Linked DNA regions of Homo sapiens: all the other regions are linked to region 1. Evidence: chromatin loops called from intact Hi-C (ENCODE). Cell type or tissue: heart right ventricle. All regions are shown on one strand.

Region 1 (8,000 bases):
CTGAGGAGTGAATAGTGACAGAGGCAATGTGCTGTATACCCTAAGTGTCTCTGCACATTCTTGCTGAGTATGCCAAGAATACAATCCCTTGACTGTTCTTTACCCTGGCCACTTCTCAGGGCTGTGTTTGCACCCTTGTGAGCAACCTTGAAGGATGAGGTAACGTCTCCCCCAGGAAAAAAAGCAAGCTTGCTTCCATTTGCTATAAAAGTGGTGGATCTCAGTGTTCCTCTCCTGTCACACAACTCACTGTATAATGGGCCCTTTGCATCACCTCCTCGGGATTTGGTGGGGTATGGGAAACTGACACATAAGAACACGAAACTCTGGTTCTCACTTTTGCTATCATGAAGTGTTTTGCTCCTGTCCCAGAAGTCTCATGTCTTCTGCTAACATCCATGAAACCATGCCAGGCTAAATGTTTAGCTTACAAGTTGGGTAAAATGTCAAACACTGCACAGTTCCTGACAATTTCTCCTCCTCAATTATTTGAAGCAAATTTAACTTATCAAATGTAAATATTTCATCATGTATCTCTGAAATGATTTCTTAAAAAGAAATGTAACCAAAATCCTATTAACACAGCTCCAAATTTCAGTAATAATCTTTAGTATCTTTAAATATCCAGTCATACCAATTTAATGAGTCATTAATTCTCTGACGTAACGCTGTGATAGGCAATGCAAGTGTGACAGCTATGAAGGGTAATGAGTTTCCATTTGCTAAGATCATTTAAGAAGTCAAAGTAGGGCTGGGTGCGGTGGCTCACACCTGTAATCCCAGTACTTTGGGAGGGTGAGGCGGGTGGATCACCTGAGGACAGGAGTTCAAGACCAGCCTGGCCAAAGTGGCGAAACTCCATGTCTACTAAAAATACAAAAAATTGGCTGGGCACGGTGGCTCATGCCTATAATCCCAGCACTTTGGGAGGCCAAGGCGGGTGGATCACCTGAGGTCATGAGTTTGAGACCAGCCTGACCAACATGGTGAAATCCTGTCTTTACTAAAAATATAAAAATTAGCTGGGCATGGTGGTGGGCACCTGTAATCCCAGCTACTTGGGAGGCTGAGGCAGGAGAATTGCTTCAACCCAGGAGGCAGAGGTTGCGGTGAGCCAAAATCACACCATTGCACTCCAGCCTGGGTTGACGAGCGAAACTCCATCTCAAAAATAAAAATACAGATACAAAAAACTAGCAAAGCGTGGTGGCGGGCACCTCTAATCCTAGCTACTTCGGAGGCTGAGGCACGAGAATTGCTGGAACCTGGGGGCAGAGGTTGCAGTGAGCCAAGATCGCACCATTGGACTCCAGCCTGGGCAGCAAGGGCAAAACTACGTCTCAGAAAAAAAAAAAAAAAAAGAAGTCAAGGCAGAAAAATTATTGCAGGTGTCAGCTCCTAGAAGTGTATAACATCCATCCCGGCCCTATTATTATTTTTTTGATACATATATGTATATACACGTATATATGTGTATGTATATATATGTGTATATGTGCATGTATATGTAAGTATATATGTGTATATTACCACATATACATTTGTGTATACGTATATGTATATATGTATGTGTATATGTATATACATACACGCATACATACGTATGTGTATATGTATGTATATATTTAAAGTGTGTGTATGTGTATACACATATGTGTATATGTATATATGTGCATACATATGTATAAATGCATGCATGTATACATGTATACGTATATATACATATACACATACGTATGTATACATATGTATGTATACACTGCATATACATACATATGTATGTATACACTATGCATATACATACATATGTATATATACACATGTATGTATATACTATGCATACACATACATATGTATATATACACACGTGTACACACATATACATATGCGTATACATTCATACACACATACATGTATACACACATACATATACACATACACATATATACATATATGTATATATACACACACACACATTTTTTTTTTGAGATGGTGTCACTCTCTGTTGCCCAGACTGCAGTGCAGTGGCATAATCTCAGCTCACTGCAACCTCCATTTCCCAGGTTTGCGCAATTCTCCTGCCTCACCCAGTAGCTGGGATTACAGGCCCACGCCACCATAGCCTGGCTAATTTTTGTATTTTTAGTAGAGACAGGGTTTCACCATGTTGGCCAGGCTGGTTTTGAACTCCTGACCTCAGGTTATCCACCCGCCTTGGCCTCCCAAAGTGCTGAGATTACAGGCGTGAGTCATAGTGCTCAGCCAGAGGCCAATATTTTGGTATTGTTAGTTAATTTTTGTGAAACATAGACAACCAAATATTTCATTTAATTATTGCCTAATTTACAGTACTTGAAGATAAATAATCCATGGTATACATATAATTAGAATTCCTTTAAAAAAATCAGAATATGTCTCAGACTCTGAAATATAAATCTATCAGCTTAACAGTGCTTTGGTTAATCTATTATACTCCAAAATACTAATAACAGTGTTTTGTGTTATATTTTAATGAAAATCTAGATTTATGATTGCTCTACTGTTGCCAAGGGCACAGCCCTACAAGATACAGCTGTACAAGATCTGATGTTCTAAATTTTTGAATATTTTCTATTAAAGAGAAAAAGGAATCCACATTAGTGGATCCATTCATGTTTCAGTTTCTAGGTAACATCAATATAAATTGTCCACATAAAACCAAGAAGCTGACAGGACTTTTCTTCCTGAAGGATAAAACTTCAAGGCTTTAATACATACTGTGTAATTCTTTCTAATCGTTAAGTATTAGAGGCTACAACCACTACAGGCCAATGAAACGGATCAATTCTTCTTGTTTAACTGCTAAAAAAAATGTTATCACTTTGCCATAATAAACGGAAAAAGAACTGGATTGGAAATCCGCAGAGATAGGTTTTACTTTAGGCTCTGCAAGTAACTGTGACTTTAGGCAAATCATTTAACCTCTGCAAGTTGAACTCTGGTCTCCAAGGGCTCTCTTCTGTGGTATAACAGGATGAGCTCGCAATTAAGAGAGCGGCCCCTAGATGGTAGTGTTGTTCTGAGTCAGGCTTTCTATTTTTTTTCCTTCTTTAATTACAGTGAAGTAAAAAGGCACAAGTTAGAAAATGACTTCACGTTAGTTCTGAAAAAAATTCAGTTGGCTGGACAAGGTGGCTCACGCCTGCAAACCCAGCACTTTGAGAGGCCGAGGCGAGAAGACTGCTTGAGCTCAGGAGTTCAACACCAGCCTGGGTAACATGGTGAAACCCCGTCTTTACAAAAAATAAAAAATTAGGCTGGATGCCGGGGCTCACGCCTGTAATCCCAGCACTTTCAGAGGCCGAGGCGGATGGATCACTTGAGGTCAGGAGTTCAAGACCTGTCTGGCCAACATGATGAAACCTGGTCCCTACTAAAAATACAAAAAAATTAGCGGGGCACAGTGGTGCGTGCCCGTAATCCTAGCTACTCAGGAGGCTGAGGCAGGGGAATCACTTGAACCTGAGAGGCAGAGGCTGCAGTGAGCCCAGATTGTGCCATTGCACTCCAGCCTGGGCAACAGAGCAAGACTCCACCTCAAAAAATAAAATGAAAAAAATAATAAATTAGCCAAATATGGTGGCACATGCCTGTAGTCCCAGTTACTCGGGAGGCTGAGGTGGGAGGAACACTTGAGGCCAAGAGTCTAAGGCTGCAGTGAGCCAAGATCATGCCATTGCACTCCAACCTGGGCAACAAAGTGAGACCCTGTCTCTAAAATACAATACAATAAAATAAAATAATAAATTCACTGTGAAGAATTCATTCAATGGCATTCAAAATGACATTGAATCATGAATCATATGGCTCATGTGCATTTGACATTAATTAAAAGAAATAAACCATTAATGATTATACCAAAGTGAATATATCGCCTTATAATTATTAGTCCATACAGTCATCATTATTTTCTCTAGGTATATTTAGGTAAGCTTAAGAAACTGAGTAAAAACTAAGAAATGAATGTTAGGAGTATTGATCTACAATCTTATAGAAAAATTTTTTTTTCAAATGCAAGTTCTACTAATAAATTCTGATAAACGCACTTTCTTTCATTTTGAATATTACAGACTGAATTCAAGACCTGTGATTTATATGAGCACAATGACAGATATATTCCATTACCCTTCTAGCCATGTAAACAAGGGCATCTTTTAAAGAAAAACGCTTTTAGTGTTCAAAGGATAAGAATAATATATTAAATGGCTTCTCTAGGTTTTTTTTCAACTGAGTCGCCTTGCTTGGAAAGGCTTCTCTAGGTTTTTTTTTGTTTTTGAGACGGAGTCTCACTCTGTCGCTTAGGCTGGAGTGCAGTGGCGCGATCTCGGTTCACTGCAAGCTCCGCCTCCTGGCTTCACACCATTCTCCTGCCTCAGCCTCCCGAGTAGCTGGGACTACAGGTGCCCGCCACCACGCCCGGCTAATTTTTTGTATTTTTAGTAGAGACAGGGTTTCACCGTGTCAGCCAGGATGGTCTCGATCTCCTGACCTCGTGATCCGCCTGCCTCGGCCTCCCAAAGTGCTGGGATTACAGTCGTGAGCCACCGCGCCCAGCCCTCTAGGTTTAATTTATCAAAGAAAAAGGATTAAGAGATTCTAGTTTGAGGAGGTTTAGATGAACAAGATCAGATTTTAACCTAAAATTCCTGAAAGGAAACAGAATGTGTTCCTATTTCTCTCCCATAAAATTCACTGAGTATAAAAATTATGTTTCTCCTTAAACATGCTCAGTCTTGCCTTGAATTCAATCAATATACAGAATAAGAAAGTACCTATGAGGCCGGGCTCGGTGGCTCACGCCTGTAATCCCAGCACTTTGGGAGGCCGAGGTGGGTGGATCACGAGGTCAAAAGATCGAGACCATCCTGGCTAACACGATGAAGTCCCGTCTCTACTAAAAATACAAAAAATTAGCCGGGCGTGGTGGTGGGCGCTTGTAGTCCCAGCTACTCAGGAGGCTGCGGCAGGAGAATGGCGTGAACCCTGGAGGTGGAGCTTGCAGTGAGCCAAGATCGTGCCTCCGCACTCCAGCCTGGGCGATAGAGGGAGACTCCATCTCAAAAAAAAAAAAAAAAAAAAGAAAGTATCTACGAGAGCCCATATGTTACCTTTTTGCTTCCTGTCAGTTGAGTAGGTAATAAGTGGCAAGCACAACATAGAACATGAGAGTGAAATGACATAAAACTGTGAATTTTTAGTATAGATTTATGTCAAAAATTAAAGAGGAAAGATATTGAGTGAATCCAAGATGGTATTGCTGTATGTGAAAGTCATTCATCCATCCATCCATCCATTCCAACCAACCAACTCACCCAACCCACCAACCAACCTTTATTGAGGCTGAATGGTGCAAAGGACTAGAGATACAAAGATAAATAAGGTACCACAGGCCAGGTGCAGTAATACCAGCACTTTGGGAGGCTGAGGCAGGCAGACTGCTTGAGCCCAGGTGTTTGAAACCAGCCTGGGCAACATGGCGAAACCCTGTCTCTACAAAAAGAAAAAAAAATACCAGAAATTAGCTGGGCACGGTGGTGTGCGCCTGTAGTCCCAGCTACTCAGGAGGCTGTGGCAGGAGAATCACTTGAGCCCAGGAGGCAGAGGCTGCAGTGAGCCAACATTGCATTGCACTCCAGCCTGGTCAAAGGGAATTAAATCCTGTCTCAAAAAAAAAAAAAAAAAAGATACCACCTCCATTCTCAAAAAACTCAGTCTAGTATGAGAAAGGGACTTTGAAAGTTCAGTTCAGTTTATTACAGTGTCAAGTAGATTTACAACTATTGCACTTATCATTCTGCTGACAGAAGGCCAAAACTGAAGATTGAGATTTTCCTCTAATAAAGATAGGTTTTCAGAATCTTCAATATAAGATGTTAAAATTATAAAGGCAAAGATATATACCTCATGTTCCATTCCATATCCTTCCTGCTGTTGTACAGTTTGCTGCAAATGATAATTTAATTTGGATAATGCTTTAAATCATTGATTTCTCATGAAATTACTTTTGAGTGAAATTTGACAAGAATTTTCTTTATACTCTCTTCTTTACCAAAACGTATTAGAAGTCCCCATAGTCCAAAATAAAATGTAACCATAGAATGGGGAGATAACTTTAGTCAAAGACCAAGTAAATATTACCTTCTTTGCAGAACTCCAGGTTGTAGTCACGTAAAAGTGTGGCCACTTGTTGCTTAACTTTTTGGACAATGGGAAAAAAAAAACAATAAAAGCTAAAATGTGGTCCAGCATATGAAACTCTTCTCAAAAACAGAAGAAAGTCATGACCATTGTTGGGAAAGTGTTTTACATTTCCAATGAAATTCTATTCCATTGATCTGTTTGGATGATTGTCTTCAACCTATTTGGCTCTAGCCCATAAATTGTAATTGATTCAGTCATGTAAAGAACCACTTTTATCTTAAGCTTAGAATTTATAACAATGGAAAGCAGGAAAGTGGTTTTTCATTCACTCTAATAATTGTGCAGGGATAAGCTAGAGAAAAAATAAAACAAAAAAGTACCAGTCTTCTGTCCTCTTAAATTATTTTTCATTCTGATTATATTACAAAGAAATGAGCTGTGGAGGTTTGGCACTGTTTTCCATCTTAACAGTTGTTCTGTATTGTAAGATTTTATATGTGATTCATAATGTACTACTATAACAAGACACAGTTTTTATATATTACTGGAATAATGCAAAGAAAATGAATTTTCCTTTGGGTCCAGTAATTGTCAAAGGAATGATTGCAGATTCAGAAAATGTGCTTTGTAATAACCCTGTTAACATAAAGTATACACTGAGGAAAAAAATAAGTATGGCACATATATGGAAGGATTAGTTGTATTAGCAAGGCATTTCAGGGATGGTTTTGGTTCTTTAGACTAAGTAAGATACATCCAATTTAGACCCCCTTCAAATCCTTAGACAAATGGGAATCACTTGGTAACATAAAGATTATTTTGGTGGGCAGGGGCTGATTTCACCATGTGCTTACAAATGCTCCAACTAGTCAGTAAACTATCCCATCTGAAGGAAGGATTTGCTCTGGTAATAAGGCTGATATGCTCAAGCTGTAAGAATTAATTTGAATATCAAAAATGAAATTGAGATTGCTAACCATGTCCTGATAGTTACAGCATGTAGAATATTAAATGTCCTCTTTTTTAACTAAAGTAAAAAAATGAAGAAGCATGGTTAATTCACTTGTGCTGATTAAAACAGATGTCCACGTGCAACTTCTGTGTGTGAGCCTCCCCATGCTGCCATGCCACCAGATGCTTTCCCTTCACCTTGCTAATCCCACTAGATGTTTTCCTCGGTAGAATCCTAGCTCATGGGTTTCCATGTGCATGTTTCTATTGTAATGAAAATTAACTACAAAATCTGAACGTTTTCTGCTTTCAGAAAATTCTAGTGTACCATGTACAGCTTAGATATTTCTTTTTCAGTTAAAAAAAATAGTGCAAAAACATATCTGATAGTCAAGGTGATAGTTCAAGTGAGTTCTTGTGCCAAGGAACACAGACAAGCTTCTCCTCTAGCTGATCTGTAGAAACTGTATGTAGTTTTTGGGAAATATTCCAGATTTTCCCATAAGTTCTCCACTCATCCAGTCATCATCTACAGATTCCAGCTCTGTTATTATATCTCCAGCCTGTAAGACAAAAGGAGTTAGAATTACTGGTTTCTGTTGAGAATAAGCATGGTAAATAGTGGCCTACCTAGGGCAGCATGAATAATCTTCTCTGTATAACTCATTTATCTTGATTGTTGAGAATTAAATGACAACAATGATCTATACCTAATGATGCCATTTGCTTGTAAGCCTCTATCCCTTAAATCTCATTCCTTTGCCACTGCCACCCTTGCTGCACTTTGATTTTCCCTCTTATACTTTGTGCCTCTCAAATTCACCACTCCTAATCTAAAATCCCTCTTGAACAAATAATACCAGTTATCA
Region 2 (8,000 bases), 230 kb after region 1:
TATGTATGGAATCTTGATTACTGTGCTTCCCTCTAATTTTGCTTCTGAAAGACAAACATTTTTGCTTACCTTTGCTTATGTAGTGTCTCCATAGTAATTGTCAGAACTCTTCCTCAGCAACAAACCCACCACATTGACCTTAGCAAGACCAAAAATGTCTTACACAGAGCTTGTCTTATTCTGTGCATTCCAAAGGGAATGTTCAGCTTCAGCAATTCTTAGAGCTAAATATCATGAGCAAAGTAGTGGGACTGACATATTTTACGAGCGTTAGTACTTGGAGGCCCTTTCATAGCCTGGCCATGACCAGCATCCACTGCCCACTGGTCCCCTCCCCACCCTCTGCTTGTCACTGTCCTCAACACAGCCTTCTCTTTAATGTCTCCACCTGGGCTAAGATAGCAGGAATGAAGAGAAAAGATGGACTTTGGACAAACTCAGGTTCACTTCCTCATCCTGTGATTTTAACTGCTCTGAACTGTTTATTGATCAGTAAAGTAAGAGATAGCAATAACTAGGCCAGGTGCGGTGGCTCACACCTGTAATCCCAGCACTTTAGGAGGCCGAGGTGGGCAGATCACCTGACGTCAGGAATTTGAGACTAACCTGGCTAACATGGTGAAACCCTGTTTCTACTAAAAATACAAAAAATTAGCCTGGCGTGGTGGCATGTGCCTGTAATCCCAGCTATTCGGGAGGCTGAGGCAGGAGAATTGCTTGAACCCGGGAGGTGGAGGTTGCAGTGTGCCAAGATTGCGCCATTGCACTACAGCCTGGGCAAAAAGAGAGAAACTCAGTCTCAAAAAAAAAAAAAGAAAAAAAAGAAAAAAGAAAGAAATCGCAACATCTAGCATTCAGAGCTGTTGTAAGGACTAAGTGAAGTAATAACGGTTAGCATTTAACGGGCACTTATGTTCGATGATTGTGCCAAATGCCCAATATTCAGAATTCTTTTTTTTTTTTTTTGAAACAGAGTCTCGCTCTGTTGCCCAGGCTGGAGTGCAATGGTGCGATCTTGGCTCACTGCAACCTCCACTTCCCGGGTTCAAGCCATTCTCCTGCCTCAGCCCCACAAGCAGCTGGGACTATAGGCATGCACCACCATGCCCAACTAATTTTTGTACTTTTAGTAGAGACGGGGTTTCACCATGTTGGCCAGGCTGGTCTCGAATTCCTGACTTAAAGTGGTGGCTTACTCCTGTAATCCCAGCACTTTGGGAGGCCAAGGCAGGAGGATTGCTTGAGTCCAGGAGTTTGAGACCAGCCTGGGCAACATGGCGAGACCCTGTCTCTATATAATAAAAGAAAATTTTTTTTTTGAGACAGAGTTTCGCTCTTTTGCCCAGGCTGGAGTGCAATGGTGTGATCTCGGCTCACTGCAACCTCCGCCTCCTGGGTTCAAACGATTCTCCTGCCTCAGCCTCCTGAGTAGCTGGGATTACAGGCGCCCACCACAATGACCAGCTATTTTTTGTATTTTTAGTAGAGACACGGTTTCACCATGTTGGCCAGGCTGGTCTCAAACTCCTGACCTGGTGATCCGCCTGCCTCGGCCTCCCAAAATGCTGGGATTACAGGTGTGAGCCACTGCGCCCAGCTCAAAATAAAAAAATTTAAAAATTAGCTGGGCACAGCATTGCATGCCTGTGATCCCAGCTACTTGGGAGGCTGAGTCAGGAGGATCACTTGAGCCCAGGAGGTCAAAGCTGCAGTGAGCCATGTTGGTGCCACTGCACTTCCGCTTGAGCAACAGAGCAAGACCCTGTCTCAAAAATAGACATAAATAAATAAATAAATAAATAATAAAGCCTATAAATTATTTTTAAATAAAAAATTAGAATAATATGAACATAATAGCTTTAAAGTAGAAGACAGGCTCTATAATAATTACATCCAGCAAATATTTATTTACTGTCTATTCTGTGCTAGGCTTGGTGCTAGGTAGTGGAGTCATGTAAATGGAAGACCTTGTCTCTTCAGGGGATTTCAGTCCCATGCGAAACAGAGAGATAAAGAGATAATTTCCAATACACTGTGACAGGCTCAGGTATGCACAGAGGAAGCACATCTAATCCAGGCTGAGAAGGAGCTGTGGCTAGGGCAGGGAATTCTTGCTGGAGGAGGTTCTGCCTGAACTGAGTCTTAAAAACAAGCGGGCATTAACCAGGCAAAAAAGAGAGGAGGGTCTAAGAAGAGATTTCCAGGCATGATCAAAATAGAGAGTTATGAACACAGTATTCAGTGACTTACAAATAGTGAAATATTGCTGTGGCCAAGAGAAAAGGATTGTAAGGGCAACAGGTGAAGCTGGTGAGATAAGCAGAGGTAAAATTATAAATAGTCTGTGTGTGTACCACACCAAGAGACCCATTGATGGGGCATAAAGATCCATGGAAAGGTTTTTTTGTTTTTTGTTTTTTTGAGATGGAGTCTCGCTCCGTTGCCTAGGCTGGAATGCAGTGGTGCAATCTGGGCTCGCTGCAACCTCCGCCTCCTGGATTCAAGTTATTCTCCTGCCTCAGCCTCCTGAGTAGCTGAGATTATAGGCATGTGCCACCACGCCTGGCTAATTTTTGTATTTTTAGTAGAGACTGGGTTTCACCATGTTGGTCAGGCTGGTCTCAAACTTGTGACCTTGTGATCCGCCCGCCTCAGCCTCCCAAAGTGCTGGGACTACAGGTGTGAGCCACCATGCCCGGCCTTCCACAGAAGGGTTTTAAGCAGCAGAGTAAACAGGTGGCCAGGAAGAGCAATGAGAAGGGCTAGTATTTTTTGTTTGTTTGTTTTGTTTTGTTTTTTTCTTGAGACAGAGTCTCACACTGTCACCCATGCTGGAGTGCAGTGGTGCAATCTCAGCTCACTGCAGCCTCCACCTCCCAGGTTCAAGCAATTCTCGTGCCTCAGCCTCCAGAGTAGCTGGGACTACAGGCACACGCCATCACACCCAGCTAATTTTTGTATTTTTTAGTAGAGATGGGGTTTCACCGTGGTTGGCCAGGCTGTGGTTCTGAACTCCTGGCCTCAAGTGACCCGCCCGCCTCGGCCTCCCAAAGTGCTGGGATTACAGGCGTGAGCCACTGCGCCTGGCCAGGGCCAGTATTTTGAATTCATCTTTCTGTTTTTATCAAACCCTCCATTTCTGGGCAGCATTGCTGCTATCACTTAGGTCATTTGTTTCCTTGGAAAAGGTCTGGGAGCTGGCAGTCAAGGAAAATTTGGATTGGAGATTTTAGCAGCCAAATGGAGATGGAGTTGGGCATGAAATAGAGGCAGAGAACACGGATGCTTTATCTGGCTGCTCATGGCCCATCGAGGCTGCTTTTCTACAACACAGACTCTTTCCATTTCAATCCACTACTCATCAGCTCAACCCTGAGGATGCCATCTCCATAGTTCCAAAAGAGGACATAATTGAAATGTGTAAGGAATATCGCCATAAATTGTTCTTTTCTTCTCAAATCTTTTATTGATCACTGTATGTGGTTAATATAGAAACTGAAGAGCAAGCACAAAGCCAGATGCATATGAAAAAAACATGAAGGTACTATTAAACGAGATCTTGTAGAAGATAAGCTGAGTAGAATTTCTGGGCCATAAACTGGCTTCAGCTTCCATGAAAGTGTATAGGAGCCACTTCTGGGGAAATCAGTGGGCAAGGTTATGGGTGAGATCTGGGAAACAGAACTTAACTAAGGTTGGAGCAACTGGAAGGTGGCCTGGGTGCAGGACATCTGGCAAGACTATGGTCAGGGAGAGGGTTGCTCTGTATTTTCTGCTTCTAAGTTCACCAAAGCCCATCTCCAGTTCTGGAGTAGATCAAAGAAGAAAACTTCTGTGGGATTTAATGAGTGTCCTCAGCTTATCCAGGCAGTAGGTCATAGTGGGCAACAGATGGGTAGGAGAAGAGAAACGCCATCAAAACATGAATAAGGCAAATCAAATACAAACAGCAACCTGGAATAGGCTCATACAGGCATTTGATTTGCAGGTTTTAAAAAGTACTAAAATGGTAGTTGACATCTTAGTGATAGCCTCTGCCGATGCATCTTCTTTCTGGCATTGCATTGTTCTAATTTGGAGTTGTTGCCCTCTACATCTGATATACAGCTAGTAGACCATCATCCTCAGGACTCCCTTCTATTTCCTTAGCGGGATCTTCTGTTTTCCTATAATCCATACCTTCTTCCTTCTTGATTTTCTCCATCTTTTTAATTTAGCACATCTTAGCTTAGCTTCTTAAGAAAGGAAAAGATTCTTGAGAATTTATGTATATTTCACCTTTATTCCTTTTTAAAAAACTTTTTTTGGAGACAGACTCTTGCTCTATTGCCCAGGTTGGAGCACAGTTGTGCAATCATAGCTCACTGCAGCCTTGAATTCCTGGACTCAAGTGACCCTCCCACCTCAGTCTCCTAAGTGGCTAGGACAGCTGGTGCATGCCACCATGCCTGGATTCTACCTTTATTCTTGATGAACAATTTGGCTGGGTATAGAATTCTACCCAGAAAATAATTTTCCTTTAGAAATTTGGAGGCATTGCCCCACCGTCTCTAGCTTCAGGGTTGTTGTTGAGAAGTCCGATGCCATCTGGATTTCTACTTCTTTGGATGTGCTTTTTCTCTTTGGAAGTTTTGGGTATTTTGTCTTTGTGCCTGGCATTCTAAAGCTTCATGATAATATGCTTTGTATGGGTCTGCTTCCCTTCACTGAGCTGAGTACTTAGTGGGCCCTTTCAATCTGGCAATTTAGGTCTTTCTGTTACCTTTCATGTTAGAGGATTTCTTAAGATGTTTGGTAATCCTGGTTGTCTGCTCGTATTCAAGGGTGAGAAAGCAAAAAGCTGCATAGTAGAAGCCCTGTGCTTTGGGGAAGACCTGTTGCCCAGGAACTTTACTGTAAGATGAAATGGGTAGGCTCTTTGTTGGGGAATTCTAACCACACCCTATCCTCCTCCATATTACCTCTTATCACTATCTTTGGGGATTTTTTTTTTCCTTTTGGGCTGGTAATATTCCTTTAAGAAGGCTTTTCCAATCTTCCACTTGGAAGGTGAGAGGATCTGAGCATTTAGCATGACTGCATTAATTAATCAATCCCAGTTTTCTCTCTAGAGTCCCTATCCCCTTCAGCTATGGCTAAGAAGTGGACAAACCTCTGCATCTGTTAGGACGGAGGAGGGGCAGTTACCCAGTAGAAAGGAGTAGAGAGCATGCATATAAGAAGTACTACTACTTTTTAAGTAGTTCCCAGCCTCCAACCAGTTCCCTTATTTTATTCCTTCTTCATCTTCACTCTATATCCTGAGGATTTTGCAATGCCAGTAACTTAGCATTTGGTTTTCTCGTCTGCTAAGTCCTTTATCACTATTCTCTGGCCTCCAAAATTCTGTTGCTATTGCTTCATCTCATTCTCTCCTCGTTCTTGAGGGTTTTAGTGGGGTTCTGGAGGGAATCAAATTACATGCATTTGTTTAATCCATCATCTCTACCTGGAATCAACTGTCAAACATTCCAAAAAAACTGAGATTTATTTATCTACTAAATACTGAGTGTCTGTGATGTTTCTGGCACCTTGATAAATGCAGGAGATGAACTATGATTTATCTTCATAGTGATAACTGATGCTCTAACATAGTGTTTTGAAAAGAAAAATGTGCCTTTCCTCGCTACCATCCTGAAATTCTATTTTGTGAAGATTGGTAAATGCTGGGGTTATTTTGGGCTAGGGCAGCTTCATAACTGATACTGATTTTAAACAACATCTAGAAGATTTGGATCATTTCTGACATCACCCACCCACCCGTCCACCCCGGATGTATTTCTGAGTGAACTGGCCTAATACCTAATTCTAAGAGTGTATGCCAACTTATCTTAAAGGCCATTCATTCTGAACACTGCATAAAGCAAGATCAAACACCTCAAGCTCTGACCGAAGGGTGAGTATGCAGCTGTCTTAACAAAATTTTTATATACCCTTGATTGTGTCTCTGGTCCTGGTGGCAATTTATTCTAGATCTTGTCTTCAAAGTTTGGCAATCACAATGATATGATAACAGGAGGGAGGTTTAACATTTATTGAGTGCCTACTATGTATCAAGCAGTGGCCTTGATACTTCACAATTAGTAACTCATTTAACGTTATTCCTTAATAAATTCATAAGCACAGCAAAATTCTCCTGGAGCAAAGCAAATAGTTCAAGCATATGTCACTTTCTTTTCATTGTTCTCTTCACTCAGAATTCAAACTCCAGTTCTACATTTTTGTATTCTATTGTATAAAATCTCTTGATGCCAAACAGACATATTTGTACAAATCACATGCATATGAGGGTGTGCTCTCAGAAATGTTGATAACCCTACTCTACCCTGTTTTTATATTCCAACAGATAAACCGTATACACCTAGCAGCATGGCCCAGTTGCTCTGGTGGTAGGTTTGGTGCACCCATGGAACAGAAAGAGGCCAGGCAGGCTCCCATCAGGACCAAACCCCATGAGCTACAGTGGCTGCCATCTTTTGCCTGAAACACCAGTGTCCACTGGTGATAAGGTTTTACTTTGAGAAAACTTTCTTTTGGCCTCCAAACTTTGTCCTGACATTGAGAGGATACACAGTTTTGTTTTGTTTTTTAATGGATTGTGTCATCTTAAATTTCTGGCCCTGACTATTGATCAGAGTCTATGATGAACTGGCAAAGAGAAAATTATCTCTGCTTGTTACTGGTATCTTACACTGGCAAAGAACTGAACGATTTCTGGAGTTCTTCATCTTTTACATGAGTCAGGAAAATCACACATTTGGAGCAACTATCAGTAATAATGACATTAATAATTACATTTTATTTTTGTGAAGGTTACAAAGCAATATTATGCAAACTAGTTCCCATCAATATCCTTGAACTTGGTATTCTTTGATTTATAACTGTGTGAGTCAAAGATTATACTGTAAAATCATTAAAGACTAACACAATAAACATCAGCTAATGATTTTCCAATCTCAGTTTAAAGGTATGGTTTATGTTGAAAATTCCCCACCCCCGTAATAGAACCCCCTCAAAAATCATGAGAACAAGGAATTGTAGCAAATAAGCTGTTTGAGCCTTAGAAGCAGTACCTTAAGACAGAAACATAAAATCTCGGTGAGGGAAGAAACACTGAAGGTCAAACGTCTACCTAAATCCTGCTCTACATTCAAATATTCTTCCGCAGGGGAAGGCTCTAAACGCTCCTAAAAGCATTTTGCATTTCCTAGATAGTGGATTCTCCCTCTAAGCCAGTGGGTTCACAGGAGTAGGAAGGAGAACTGGGGGCAGTGGACAATAAGGAATTAGAAAAGGAGAAGAGGAAGGGAGAGAAACGGGAACTGCCTTAGGGAGAGAAGAGTGGAAAGTTTACAGGCACACTCGTTTTATTGAGCTTCACTTTATTGCACTTCGCAGATACTATATTTTTTACAAATGGAAGGTTGGAGCAAGTCTATCCATGCCATTTTCCCAACAGCACATACTCACTTTGTGTCTCTGTGTCACGTTTTGGTATTCTCGCAATATTTCAAACTCGTTCCCAGTTTGTATATCTGTTAGGATGATTTGTGGTCAGCAATCTTTGGTGCTACTATTGTAACTCTTTGGAGGGCTCCACAAACCATGCCCACATAAGACGGCAAACTTAATTGATAAATACTGTGTGTGTTCTGACTGCTCCACCGACCAACCATTCCCACTTCTCTTTCTGTCTTCTCAGTCCTCCCTGTTCCCCAAGACACAACAATATTGAAATTAGACCAGTGAATAACCCTACTATAATCTTGGGCGACATAGTGAGACCCTGTCTCTAGAAAACATTTAAAATTATTAACTGGGCTAGGCCAGGCGCAGTGGCTCACACCTGTAATCCCAGCACTTTGGGAGGCTGAGGCGGGCAGATCACCTGAGGTCAGGAGTTTGAGATAAGACTGGCCAACATGGTGAAACCCCGTTTCTACTAAAAATACAAAAATCAG
Region 3 (8,000 bases), 490 kb after region 1:
CACTATTCGGAACTGATATCACTGGTCTCAAGGTGATGTCAGGGAGAAGAGAACCTTGTGAATGGCCCACTGGCTCTTGAAGCTTTTATCTGGAAGTAACACATATCATTTCTATTGACATTTCATTGTCTAAAGCAAAGCAAGTCACTAGGCCACATCTGACCTCAGGGCGAAGTGCAGTTCTGCCATTTTTTCAGAAGCAGAGAAGTCTAGAATATGATTATCAGCCCTAATGTTTGTCATATGTTATGTATTTAGTCAGGGCCCCAGAAGGAATAGATGGCATTCAGACTGGGTAGTGAGGGGAGCTTAGTAAGTGGACTGGTTACAACAGTGTGTTGTTTCAGTGATCTAGCACTGTATAATAAACTATTCTCAAACTTAGTGACTTAAAACAGCCATTGGTTATTAGTATAAATCATGATTCTCTGGTTCAGGAATGCAGTCAGAACATGGTGGGGACAGCTCATCACTGCTCTGCGATGTCTGGGGCCTCAGCAGGCTGGGGCCTGAACAGGTTGGGGCTGATTAGATCTCTCTCTCTCTCCTTCTTTCCCTCCTTCCACACAGCCTCTCCACAGGGCTGCTTGGGCATCTTCACAGCATGGCAGCCTCCGGTAATTGGATTCCTGTACTGATTGAACTCCAAGGACTCCGAGAGTGAGTGTGCCAAAGAGGCAAAAGATAGAAGCTGCTAGTCTCCTAAGGCTGGGGAACCTGGAAGAGTATCCCTTATGCCATATTTCATTGTTCATAGTCACACAGAGACCACTCAATTTCAAGGGAAGAGGACAAAGACCCCACCTCTTTATAGTAGCAGTATTAAAGAATTTGTGGCCATATTCTGGGCAGGTTTACCACAGTTGCCACCCCTAAGTCTGAATGTGCTGTAAAGGGTCAAAGAGACATATGTGGAGAGGCCCACCTGATAAGAGCCATGAACTTCAGTCATGGGTTACAACCTGCCTGAGGCAACCCTTCAGAGGGGAGTCAGGGGAATAAATAACTAAGTTTCCTTCTTCTTCCTTCCAGTCTCCTGCTGGAACCCCATTGGGTGAACCCAAGTGGAAAGCATATGGAAGGGAACCATGGGAAAAAGGTCCATACAGGTCTACTGGGGGGGCATAGGGCAAGGTGGAAAAGGTGGAGAGTAGATTTAGAGGGGCCGTTGGAAGCCATCAGCATGCTTATTTACCAGTATCAGCATCTTAGAGCAATAATTGGAAGGTAGATATGGTTCCTGTAGAGTGTGTTTGGGTTTAATGCATAAGTAAATTGCAGCTTAAAATTTTCTAGAAACACATTAGTGAATCTACTTTTTATAGCTTATAGTTACTGCCTCATTCTGTTTATTGATCCTTGTCCTCTGGAACCTAAAATCAGAGTTGGACTCCAATGTGACGGGTAGAAATGCTAACAACATACTAGATATGAATAAATGAAGGAATATCTGAAGCATAGGTAGCCATCACCAAATCAGGCTTATTATTACATGAATTTATACAGAGTCAGGGTGTGCAGTGGAAGAGCATTAGACTGTGAGTAAGAGATCTGGGTTCTAGTCCTGGCTCTTTTGTTTACTACTGCTGTGTGAACTTGTGCAAAGCTTCCAACCTCCTTGAGTCACATTTTATATTAGTCCATTTTCACGCTGCTGATAAAGACATACCTGAGACTGGGAAGAAAAAGAAGTTTAATGGACTCACAGTTTTACATGGGTGGGGAGGCCTCACAATCATGGTGGAAGGCAAGCAGGAGCAAGTTACATCTTACATGGATGGCGGCAGGCATAGAGAGAGAGCTTGTGCAGGGAAACTCCTATTTATAAAACCATCAGATCTCATGAGACTTATTCAATGTCACCAGAACAGCATGGGAAAGACCCGCCCCCATGATTCATTTACCTCCCACTGTGTCCTTCCCACGACATGTGGGAATTGTGGGAGCTACAATTCAAGATGAGATTTGGGCAAATCATATCACATTTCCATAGCTGTACAATGAGGATAGTAGACCTCCTCTTTCCTCCTTACAGGGTATGAAAATCAAATATAAGTGTGTTCTGAAAAATCATATACTGTTATATGCAAAGGTATTATCATAACTATTGCAGGACAGATTCTGCCATCTCATATGCAGTAAAAGGATAATATTGTTTGTTCAAAGACCATTTAGTCAGTGTGCACCAGGTGCAAAGTACTGCCAGACTCCATGGGGAAATGAAGGTGGCTGAAAAACTCTGTCATCTCCATGGAGTTTATAATCTGGGACCCAGGAGACTGACATGTTAATTTAAGCAAGAAAAACTAAGTGCTGTGACAGAGAAAGTAGCCAGGGCAGGTGGGGAGGGAGAGAGTGACATTGTGCCGAACCTTGAAGGTGAGCAGGTAGGGAGGGCGTGGAGGAGTGTGTTTGGATGAAAGTACGCCAGGAGAGCTGTGATGTCCAAAAGAGGTGAGGGACCACGAGGACTGAGAAAAGACCCTAATGTGATTTGTAAGGCAGGTGAACATTGATATCCATAGTAAGCAGTGCAGAGGGAGTCAGATAAGGGGCTCAGGAACCATCTGGTGGTGACAAAATAATGCCGCTTAGTGTGGACTGGCATTCTGGGTAGTGTGGTGATGAACAGAAGAAAACAGGCAGGGGATTCAAGAGAAGGGAAAGGTGTGGAGAAAAAGACAGACACAAGTGATTCAAGATTTAAGAGATAAGGGATTGTCCTGCTTTCTAGCTATAAAACCTTTCTACACTACCTAAAAGAGATGACTGCTTCTCCCTTAAGGACTATACCCAGCTTTTTCCTCACCAGGCTAATAAATGCACTTAGCATTTGCTTAAAAATATTGGGATTGTGGCCAGTCGCGGTGGCTCACGCCTGTAATCCCAGCACTTTGGGAGGCCAAGGTGGGTGGATCACGAGGTCGGGAGTTAGAGACCAGCCTGGCCAATATGGTGAAACCTTGTTTCTACTAAAAAATACAAAAAACTAGCCAGGTGTGGTGGCATGTGCCTGTAGTCCCAGCTACTCAGGAGGCTGAGGCAGGAGAATTGTTTGAACCTGGGAGGTGGAGGTTGCGGTGAGCCAAAATCGCACCACTGCACTCCAGCCTGGGCAACAGAGCGAGACTCCGTCTGAAAAAAAAAAAAAGAGAGATTGTAAAGAATCGCTTTATTAACAACCCCTGGGGCTTCTGACTCCCTGGACCCGGGTTTCCTCTTTTCCCCCTTTGATGCCACACTCTGAACTCTCTTAGTTCTCCTTAGGGTCTGTCTGCTCTGCTGACTGGATGTTGTCTTTCCCTAAATGTGGGCATGCCTCAGGGACTATTCCTGCACTGATTGACCCTCATGATTGCTATCCTTGCTCTGCACAGATGGCCTAAAAAGCTCTGGGGCTGAGTATTTGACCACTGGCTAGATCTCTTCATCTCAATGACCTGTTGCTTCCTCAAACTTAAAATGTCAGGAGGCAAACTCATAATGTCTTTCTCCCGAGGCTAGCTTAATTCATCCTCTGCATACCTTCTTTTTGTGAATAATATCACTTTTCCCACTTACCTGGCATAGAACTCTTAATCATCCTTGAATTTTTTCTCTTAATCTTCCCAAATATAGTGCCAACCTTTTCCTGCAAGGTTCTTGAGTCTGTTTTTTTGTTTCTTCTCCCAATAGTGTCACTCTGGGTCTTCATCTCCACATATCTTGACCAGGGTTAGTTTTCACTTATGGTCTCATTACTGCAACTTCTTTCTTCAGATTATCTCACACAAAACTGCTGGATTAAATTTTCTAAACACATCATCCTTCCTCTGAAACCTTAAGTGGCTCCACTTCCTACAATGTTCTTGGTCTACATGCTGTGTCACAGCCCTGACTCCGTACCATTCTCATTCTTGGTTCAAGGCCTCTCTCCTATACTCAGTCCGTTTTCTCTGCTTGGAACATTCTCTTCCTTCCTCCTCTGTGGTCAAGAGTTACTCTTTCTTCAAAGACCAGCCTAAATCCCACAGCCTCCTGCAGCTGTCCCTTACATTGGAGGTTCTAGTCTTCTCTGTTCCCTAGAGTTGGCAGCTCTCGGTGCCCATGTTATTCTGAGCACGTGCTCCTTTCTATTGTTAGGTGATTTTGCATTTGACCCTGCTTCCCTGCTCTTTCCTGAAACCCCTGGAAGGGCCTGCATCTGTGGTTCCCAAACAGTGCACCAAGGAGCCCTGGGGCTTTTCAATTAATTCACAGGGGTACTAGGAGATATTTTCAGTTTGTGAGGGAAACACAGTGACATCTGTTGGACACCACATGAACTAACAGCTCAAAATAATTTGCAGTTTTGGCATGAAATCATATTCATTACTTTCAATTTGGTCTTACCAATTTAAAAATGAATTTTTGGGCCGGGCATGGTGGCTCACGCCTGTAATCCCAGCACTTCGGGAGACTGAGGAGGGCACATCACCTGAGGTCAGAAGTTTGAGACCAGCTTGGCCAACACAGTGAAACCTTGTCTCTACTAAAGATACAAAAATTAGCTGGGCATGGTGGTGGGCGCCTGTAGACCCAGCTACTCAGGAGGCTGCAGCAGGAGAATTGCTTGAACCCAGGAGGCAGAGGTTGCAGTGAGCTGAGATCGCGCCACTGTACTCCAGCCTGGGTGACAGAGTGAGACTCCATCTCAAAAAAAAAAAATACTAATAATAATAATAAATAAATAAAAATGAGTTTTTGTTGGGTTCTGTGTTTAAGAACAAGTATCATACAAAAATTGATGTGAAACAGGAAATGAGGTTTGTAGCAGACAAAAACAAGTGAAGCAGTCTAATTGGTTTTGTCATTAGCTTGGGAAAATCTCCATCCAGATATGTTGTTTCAGGATCCTGGGCTGGTGGGAGACCCGTAGAGAGTTGGCAGTTGCAGCCAAAGATGGCTTCAGTGCTTGTCCTGGATCTGGCAGGATTAGAAAGAGGGGACTGTTAGGTTGTTTGGATGGGAAAAGGTTGTATAAGTAGCACCTCAGGCTCAGTCATATTATTTCTGTCAAATGTCTTGTGAACTAGGGTAGGGTAGTCTTTTGTTTAGTGGGTTGTTTTGCTCCTTTTTAAAAAGAGATTGTTACCAAATTATGGCAAAAGTTTGGGACTATCTCTGGTGGATAGAGGTAGAGACATCGAGGTGAATGTGCTGAAGTAAGAGGTAGATGGAAGGGAAGATAATTACATACCATCCCTTCTGCAGGCAGCTCACAGGCATTCGCAATGATAACTGTGACCACAAAGAAAGCCTGCACCTTTGGTTTATGCAAAGAGCAGCCAGCTGTGTTTCATTCAACAAATTATTCCATTCAAGAGCACTTGGAAAGACAGAAGCAAAAAGTCTACCAGAAAAACTGATTTTTCCACCATCTCTTCTGTGCTGAAACCATGCTTGAACAACATACATGGGTAGAATAATTTCAGCCATTTCCTTAAAGGCATGTGTGCTGGGTTCATATAAGCCGCCGTGGAGCCCATTTGTTTTACAAGCTTGTCTTCCAAACATGCACATACGTATTCATGATCTGCATCCTGCAAGCTCAATAATTCATGGCTTATTGACTTAGGTTGATGGATGGAAGTTTTTTGGGGACTAGAGAAGTAAAGATGGAAATTTTGAGAGGCTGAGAGCAGCCACACTTGTGAGTTGCCCACTTGCTGTAAGTGTGTATGTGGGCGGGCAGGCTGGAACTCCGGTAGAGCCCAGTTTGGCTCTTACTGGCTAGGCATATTTTGGACTTTTATGCCCAGTGAAAATAGTGACTGAAGATTTTAAGAGCAATTAAGTACCATCTTCAAATTATTATCACCATTATAAAATATTAACGGGCTATAATTGGGTGCTGAGTTTGCAGGAGGAATACACTGATCGCTTATGTCATAGTGAGGAGTGGGCAGGACAGCATGCTGTTCAACCATGATTTAATTTCATTTCTCCTGTCCGTTCTTCCTCATGCCTCTCTAGTCTGGGAGATAGTAGCGGGGGTTCTGGAGTAGGAGAAGGGTAGACACAAGTCCTCTTACTTGTTCTCTGGCAGACTTCCCGTTGGATTTTTGGATGCTTCAGCAGGTCTCTGCTCTTTGTCACTTGTCATCTGTGCCACTTCCTGAGGAAAAACGTCTTGAAGTTTTATGCCTGGTTTCCTATAATGCTGTGGAATTTCACTGATCATGTCATTCCTTTCAGTGGAAAATGGGAAGAAGGAATCAAAAGCATGGAATGTAAGATGCCACCTTGGCTTTGGAATTTTTAGATTTTGTTTTTTAAATTTGGTGGTTCTTTGCTAAATCTTTTGTAGCTTCCCTTGACTTAGTTGAGCCCCAAACGAGGCACCATCTCTGGGGTGAACCAAACTAAAAGATACAGAGGAATACTTTTTTTGATATCTGCATTTCATATTTCTACTTATATATTTCAATAATTTGCAGAAAACCCCACAAAACATTGTCAACCTTATTGACCCATGGTTTTTAATCACTGAAGGCTCCTGAACATTGTCTTGTTCTATTTTTGCTAGCTGCTTTTTCCTCTTCTTGTAATAATCTTGAGCTGTATTTGTTCATGTGGAACTTTGCCTGTTTCTTACCATGCTTGGAGTAAACCAGTGACTTAGATTGTATTCTCCACTGCGCTGAAAGCATACCTATGTGCCCACCTCAGCCCACAGACTGCTGGTCTGGTAAGAAGTTAGGGGGATTCCAACAATGTCCTGCAGAAATGAGGTGGTTCTTCTTAGAAGGTGCTGCTGTTGTCTCCACAGCTTTACAGGCAGGCGCTGGTTCCGGGACAGACAGGTATTCCATTTAGAGCCACCCAGCAGTTGGGGAAGTTGGGGATTCTTAAACTTGGCAGGAAAGCTCAATGCCCCTGGTACCATCTCACACTTACACCCTTATCAGATGCTGTCCGAGATCCAGTTGTAACCAAGGGAGCCATAATTAAGGAGCCTGGCTCAGCTGGGATAGGAGTGGTGGAGCCCAAGCAATCATTCTGTCTACTCAGTTCCCCTGGACTTAAACAGAAGAGTACCGTGGAAGCAGAGGGCCAGATGTAACCATCACTATAATCAGTCAGTAAACACAATTGAACGAGGTAATTAAAAGGCCCAGTCCTGTTGTGGGCCTGCAACTAGGTAACATGGAGTGACGGTAGCACTATTAAATCTGGATTGAAAAAATCATATTAAGCAGGCCAGTTTTAGACAGACTAAATTAATAATTTCTCTATCCAGTGACAGCCAGCTATTAAGTAGATCTAGAAAATTTTAGTGACAAGTGTAAGAGGCTTTGACTTGGGAATTCTTGATTAATTGAAAACTAAAAGTGTGTACCATCTAATATATTCAATTAATGCATTATATTCAACTGATACAATTTTGGGAAGCTGCCTAGCTTGACAGTTCAAGAAATGGGTTTTGAGTTAGCAAGACCTTGGTTTGAGTCTAGTTCTTTGCTACTTTATGTGCCTGTGGCAGGTATTCTCATTGGTGTATATGTATAATCTAGGGATAATAATACCTACCTTATCGGGCTTTTGTAAAGACTAAGTAAGATTATGCATTTAAAGTGCTTATCATTGTCTCTGGCACTTAGTGCTAAATACATACTACCTATTATTACTTATTTAAGTAACCAGCTGAATCTCTAAAGTGAGACATCCTTCACATGACACTGTGTGTTACTAGCCAATAAATTTTATACCATTTTTGGTCACTATAGTGTTTTGATTTTAGATAATATGCTTGTTGCTCCTTAACATACTTTTACATTATTTCACAGCCAGCATCACTTTTGATTTTCTTTTTCTTTTTTCTTTTCTTTTTCTTTCTTCTTCTTTTTTTTTTTTTTTTTTTTTTTTTGAGATGGCGTCTCACTCTGTTCCCCAGGCTGAAGTGCAGGGGCATGATCTCGGTTCACTGCAACCTCTGCCTCCCAGATTCAAGCGATTCTCCTGCCTCAGCCTCCCAAGTA

Evidence for each region. Hi-C counts contacts between places; a loop is a spot of excess contacts. Peaks named below come from ENCODE experiments on the same cell type or tissue, not always from the same donor. Only the 100,000 strongest peaks of a DNase experiment are listed, where the experiment ranks them.
Region 2: a loop joins it to region 1, with 2.5 times the contacts of the local background. A loop is called at or near these places in 8 of 110 quality-filtered maps.
Region 3: it touches region 1 in a loop (4-fold over the local background); 27 of 110 quality-filtered maps call a loop at or near these places.

What each region holds. Positions count from the first base shown.
Region 1 is chr4:151,114,514-151,122,513 of GRCh38, forward strand. It overlaps SH3D19 (SH3 domain containing 19), which reads right to left. Exons shown (of 20, transcript NM_001378122.1): 20 at 5,768-7,694. The coding sequence ends at 7,578. Among named protein-coding and RNA genes, the nearest start is that of SH3D19-AS1, 5.7 kb to the right of the region's middle. In heart right ventricle, a CTCF peak has its summit at 3,044 (motif pointing right); a DNase peak (open chromatin) is centred at 3,048; H3K27ac peaks cover 2,723 bases.
Region 2 is chr4:151,340,761-151,348,760 of GRCh38, forward strand. No RefSeq gene overlaps it. Among named protein-coding and RNA genes, the nearest start is that of SH3D19, 19 kb to the left of the region's middle. RefSeq lists a silencer at 257-551. In heart right ventricle, no CTCF peak of the experiment used is centred here; no DNase peak of the experiment used is centred here.
Region 3 is chr4:151,600,175-151,608,174 of GRCh38, forward strand. All of the region lies in intron 7 of FHIP1A (FHF complex subunit HOOK interacting protein 1A), which reads left to right. Among named protein-coding and RNA genes, the nearest start is that of GATB, 160 kb to the right of the region's middle. In heart right ventricle, a CTCF peak has its summit at 4,305 (motif pointing left); no DNase peak of the experiment used is centred here.